Regions from separate parts of the Mus musculus genome. Here region 2 is linked to region 1. The links are chromatin contacts, found by Hi-C or POLR2A ChIA-PET in ENCODE. All regions are on one chromosome and are shown on one strand. The core of a region is the stretch at or near the end of the contact, and the rest is flanking DNA. Distances in the headings are between cores, read along the strand shown.

Evidence for each region. A loop is a pair of places that touch in the nucleus more often than their neighbours do. ChIA-PET counts read pairs that join two places held with the same protein, here RNA polymerase II (POLR2A).
Region 2: a map of heart shows a loop between it and region 1 (5-fold over the local background). The contact joins the promoter of Dok1 here to the enhancer-like site in region 1. A Hi-C loop is called at or near these places in 11 of 37 maps with a recorded cell type or tissue (CH12.LX, T-helper 2 cell, adrenal gland and 4 more). POLR2A ChIA-PET finds 5 or more read pairs at or near these places in 1 of 5 experiments (Patski).

Annotation. Positions count from the first base shown.
Region 1 is chr6:82,995,447-82,998,199 of GRCm38, reverse strand. The region is part of intron 4 of M1ap (meiosis 1 associated protein); the gene reads right to left. Among named protein-coding and RNA genes, the nearest start is that of Gm32644, 26 kb to the left of the region's middle. Within about 2 kb of position 1,324, at least 1 of the 3 ENCODE cell types and tissues checked has a DNase peak (open chromatin) inside an H3K27ac peak, as active enhancers do; it is heart, where a contact is called at or near this core.
Region 2 is chr6:83,032,011-83,034,939 of GRCm38, reverse strand. It overlaps Dok1 (docking protein 1), which reads left to right and starts at 1,469. Exons shown (of 5, transcript NM_010070.4): 1 at 1,469-1,569; 2 at 1,874-2,173; 3 at 2,312-2,405; 4 at 2,525-2,709; 5 at 2,880-2,929. The coding sequence starts at 1,510. Loxl3 (lysyl oxidase-like 3) reads right to left here and starts at 735. Exons shown (of 14, transcript NM_013586.5): 1 at 651-735.

The DNA.
Region 1 (2,753 bases), core at 75-2,574:
GAGACTCCGCCTTCCTCTTCCTCTGTGATGGTCCAGGGCGCTCCTCCCCATTGCCCCCGTTGACACCCTGGTTTTTCAAGATCCAGTTCAAATGCCACCTGTACCTGTCCTGACCCACCCTTCATGTGTAGGTGATGATGGCGAGGCAGATAGCTCATTGTATAGTTTGTGTTGTCACACATTTGATCTTCCCCATTTAAGTGCAGGCTTCTTTTCATGTCCATCCTGCCCCATCCCCCAGCTGGGGCCTTGGCAGAGGCCTGTCACTCCCATTGCTTTTCCTGTGACCCTTCTGCTTCAGCTAAGTTAGTCTCCTTGTCACGTGACTTCCTTCCTTCCTTAGGGCTTTTATTACTCTGTTAATCCGAGGCCTTGCACCTCCTCCAGCCTTTGACTCAGAACGTTGTCCAGGAGCTGTGCTCATATGATCTTTCCTTGTCTGCTTTAATTAGTAACGGAGGGGTGCTTGTGAGCTTCATTGTGCAGTATTAATCATACTTGTTAATTTATTTCTGTTGAAGGCTTTATTTCCCCGAGTTTTTGAAAGGCAGTGTGATTTAGTAGCAAGATCAGGACTTGAGCTGTGCCTGGGATGTTGTTAGTTGTGTGTTTTTGGGAGCAGCAGGGACACTAGAACCTATTTCCTAGTTATCATAACACACTACAGTGTACGTTGTTTAAGAACAGCATGCAGTAGGTCAGCCACTGCCTTCATCCTCCCGTTCCTCTTCCATTTCTTTATCTTTCCCTCCCTTTCTTGCTGTCACTCTGACATGAAACAGGGTCTCACATGGTCCAGCTTGGTCTCAAACTCATTATATAGACAAGGATGACCTTGCCCTTCTCATCTTCCTGTCTCCACTTCTCAAGTTGTGGGGATGATGAGGGTTGGCATTCACCACCACACCATAGTTTATGTGGTGCTGAGGGTCAAACCCAGGGCTTCATGCATGTAAGGCAAGCATGCTAGTAACTGTGCCACACGCCCGGCCCTTCTACTCTTCCCTACTCTCATGGGCAGAAAAAAAAAGGTACTTTCCTTTTTCTTCAAACTGTGTTTTGCTAGGTCATCCTCCTTGGCTTCTGCTTTCCTCTGGGTTAGAACAGCAGCGCCCACTGCAGCATTGCTCACAAACATAACTAAATGTGCTAAACGGGAGAGCTGGGAAGGAGATATTGTTCTTCTTAGATAATACTGAAGCATAGCTCCTCCCAGAAAGCAAGGCATTACGCATCTGATGAAACAGGCCCCTTGACGCGGTGCCGCTCGAAACTACAGCTAACCATTGGAACAACCTTGCCTGAGTCCCTGTAAGCCATAGGAGGTGGCATCCACAGTCTATGTGTGGACTTATTCTGCCCCCTAGTGGCCACAGCAGTGACAGCCTTCACTTGGATTTATTATGAACTGCCACGTGGGTGCTGGAGGAAGTGTTTCGCTGGGAATGGGCTTGAAGAGCTTAAGGACTGACCCGACAGCCAGCTTGCTCTTCTTTTCTTTGTGTTTGTGGCTGAAGCTCTCGGCTTCCTGCTCCTGCCGGCATGCCTGCTGCCATGCTATTCCTCACCATTGTAAACTCAGCCCCCTGTGCACCATAAGCCCAAACAAACTTTCTTCTCTAAGTTGCTTTGGTCATGGTATTTCATCACAGCAACAGGAAAGTAGCTATTCCTCTGAGCTGGAAATGATAGTGATGGCTAGGCTGAGAGCCCACTGGATATGAAATAAGGACACTGGTCACCTAGAAGCATTGCAGACTTTTAAGTGCCATGCAGCTCTTGGGAATAAAGATTAAAAAGTTGCTGCTGAGGAAGTCTACATCTACAGTGATGTGAACATTTGAGATGCTCAAAGTCTTGCCGTTTCTTTCACTTTTTTCTTTTTAGTGAAGTATGTGATCCAAATTGGAAGAAAAATATATCTTAACTACAGGTTTGTTTGTTTGTTTGTTTGTTTTTCTGAGACAGGTTTCTCTGTGTAGCCCTGGCTGTCCTGGAACTCACTTTGTAGAGCAGGCTGGCCTCAAACTCAGAGTTCCACCTGCCTCTGCCTCTCAAGTGCTGGGATTAAAGGCATGTGCCACCATGGCCCAGCTCTCTCTCTCTCTCTCTCTCTCTCTCAAGATTTATTTATTTGATATATGTGAGTATACTGTCTTCAGACACACCAGAAGAGTGCCCTTACAAGATCTCATTACAGATGGTTGTGAGCCACCATGTGGTTGCTGGGAATTGAACTCAAGACCTCTGAAAGAGCAGTCAGTGCTCTTAACCGCTGAGCCATCTCTCCAGAGCCTAACTACAGTTTTTTGTTTTTTGTTTTTTTTTTTTTGGTTTTTCGAGACAGGGTTTCTCTGTGTAGCCCTGGCTGTCCTGGAACTTACTTACCAGGCTGGCCTCGAACTCAGAAATCCGCCTGCCTCTGCCTCCCAAGTGCTGGGATTAAAGGTGTGCGCCACCACTCCCGGCTTTAACTACAGTTCTTAAACAACGGTCCCATTTTCATATCATAGAAGAAGAAGAGGAAGAAGAAGAAGAAGAAGAAGAAGAAGAAGAAGAAGAAGAAGAAGAAGAAGAAGAAGAAGACGACTCTATGTTAAAGATGTCACTTAGTAGTGACTGAGGTGTGCCAAAGTCTAAAATATTACCTGGCGCTGGAGAGATGGCTCAGTTGGTAAGGGTTTTGCCTCTCAAGCATGAGGGCCTGAGTTCAAACCCAGAACTAATGTGAAAATGCTAGGGCATGGTGGTGT
Region 2 (2,929 bases), core at 220-2,719, 37 kb before region 1:
ATGCAGTTAGACAGACAGATGGCATCACAGGCAAGGGGAGCCTGGGAGCCCAGCCCTGGAAATCTCAGCACTATGAATGAGAAGACTCTTCAGTTTCCTATGGGGGCAGATGCCCATGCAGGAAGGGCCGAGGCTAACCGGAGTAGGAGAACCTTCTGCCACCCTCCCTAGCACATGGGCTGGCAAATATGCTGCAGGGTCAGGGACTCCAGGAGACCTAGGCTTCAAGCTGGGCAGGGTTTGGTATGGAGTTATCCAAGCTCCCTGGAACACCTCTTTTTCTGTCACTGGGCAACCAGAAGCTAGGGCTAGCTCCCCAGCTCAGGCCTTCTCTATCCGAGGCTGAAAACAGTCCTCCACAGTAAGGGGGGCCCTCCATTGCTTCCCCCAACTCAGACAAGACAGCTTTGTTCTGGGGGCATTTGGCTCCGAAGCCCTGGTGTTCAGCGTAGGGCCTGCAAATTGCACCCTGAAGCCTCCATCCCCAACAGTTTGCTCAGCTTTCCACTCTTCTGTTTCGCTCCTTGACCAATAATAAAACTGTCAGTTGGTTGGCTTTCCCGACTCCATCCCAAATCAGCGTTTCTCCTGGTCCACCATCCTCTCCATCCCCAACTCCTCTTCCCGCTGGCCAGCAGTAACTCCCCTACCTTCGACTAGGCACAACTCCAGAGGCTGGAAGCAGAGTCCTGGTCCTGGAGATTACTTTCAGGACTTCTCAGAAAAAAAGTGTTCGGCCAGGGGAGACTGGACCCCCCCTTCCTCTCCCCTCTTCGTTGGTCCCTCCCACGTCCCCTAGAGCCCTCCCACATTCCGCTTTCTCCCTCCATTCCGGCCAGGCCAGTTCCCTCCTCTAGATCTTCCCCTCCCCTGTGGAGCTGGCTGCAGCCACGCCACCCCCTCCCACTCCTCCCGGCTCAATGAAGCTTTCTTTTCCCGCAGGTTGGAGGCCCGGCAGCCGTATTCAGGGTGCTTGACTTGCAAACGGTTTCGGGACAGCAGGACGGCCCCTGTGGCAACGGGAAGCTTTCCAGCCCGTAGCCGTTCCTCCACATCCCCAACTAGACAGAGTATCAACAACAGTCCAGTCCAATTCCCGGGCTGGGCCATGAGAAAAGGTCCCACAAAGAAAACTATTGTCCCGATGGCTCCCTTGGTCATTATGGCGCCCCCGAGGTGCCTGCAGGTGATGTCACGGCCTTCACTCTGATGTCACGTTAAACATATGTCGTCACTCTCAGCTTCCACCCCCCAGGCACTAGGGCCCCTGGTTGGTGATCACCGCTTCCCTGAGTGGTGCCACTGTGTGCACCACTAAAGATAAAGGCTTTAGTGAGCTCTCCCTGAGTTCTTCCTGATGGCTCGTTTTCCTCCAAGCCCTCCGCTCCCCCATCACCGCCGCAGGGGCCGGGGAGGGGCGGGCACGCCTCCGGCACCCTGCAGCCTCGCCCCGCCCCGCCCCGCCCCCAGCCCTCCGGGCCAGGAAGCGCGGAAGGAATCGCCTGGGCCATGGACGGGGCTGTGATGGAGGGTCCGCTTTTTCTGCAGAGTCAGCGCTTCGGGACCAAGGTAGTTTGTTTGTGGCGTGGGGGATGGCGAAACCCCTCTGGACTAGAAGTGGGTGAAAGAATCCAGAAAGAGGGAAGGGGCCGGAAGAAGGTCGGAACGGCGCGCGGGCAATTGTAGATCCCCAAGACGTTCCCTTAAAAGTCTCGGGCTGTGCCCTCCTTGGTGCGGTCTTGGGATGCCATTATCTTTGGGAAAGTAGCTCAGCCTGGGAAGCCCCAGACTCAGATCGGCCTTCATGGGTCTCTTCTTCCTTGTGGGGCGCGTGCTACCACCGCGCACTCTCGAGTCTTTCGTTCTTTCCCAGAGGTGGAGGAAAACTTGGGCTGTGCTTTACCCAGCCAGTCCTCACGGCGTGGCGCGGCTGGAATTCTTTGATCACAAGGGGTCGAGCTCTAGAGGGGGTCGAGGCGGCTCTCGCCGTCTAGACTGCAAGATGATACGCCTGGCTGAATGTGTGAGCGTGGTGCCGGTGACTGTGGAGAGTCCCCCTGAGCCCGGCGCTGTTGCCTTCCGCCTGGACACCGCACAGCGCTCGCACCTGCTGGCGGCGGACGCCGTATCCAGCACCGCCTGGGTGCAGACTTTATGCAGAACCGCCTTTCCGGTGAGTGACTGGGGGTGGGCATCTCTGGGCTTAAGGGACACTGCGAGGATGGAGCTATTATAGAGGCACTGGACTTCTTGCACCTACCCTAGACCCAAGAGAATTATATATAATTCTTCCATGTTCCCTTTTCTGCAGAAAGGCGGCTGGGCTTTGGCGCAGACGGAGAACCAACCTAAGTTTTCTGCCTTGGAGATGCTGGAGAATTCGCTGTACAGCCCCACCTGGGAAGGTAGATGTCTGGCAGGAATGGAGTGGGTTGAAGAGGTGCCCTTGGGGAGCTAGTGATTGGAGTCAACCGAGTCCCTAACTTGCCCCAGCGCTCCTTCTCCTTCGTATGTGTTCTTCCAGGATCCCAGTTCTGGGTAACCTCGCAGAAGACCGAGGCTTCTGAACGCTGCGGCTTGCAAGGCTCCTACATACTGAGGGTGGAAGCTGAGAAGCTGACTCTCCTGACTTTGGGTGCGCAGAGTCAAATCCTGGAGCCGCTCCTTTTCTGGCCCTACACTCTGTTGCGTCGCTATGGCCGGGACAAGGTGCATGGGGCTGTCTGGGAGGATGACCCGTCAGGGAGGGCTACCAGGTTGAGTAGCTGTAGGTGACAATTCCATTCTCAGGTGGTCTCTTCTGTGCAGATACAGTAACTTGGTCAGGCCTGTGACTCATTTTTTATGACACGCCTAACGTGTTTCCCCCACCCCCTCAGGTAATGTTCTCCTTTGAAGCTGGTCGCCGCTGCCCCTCAGGCCCTGGGAC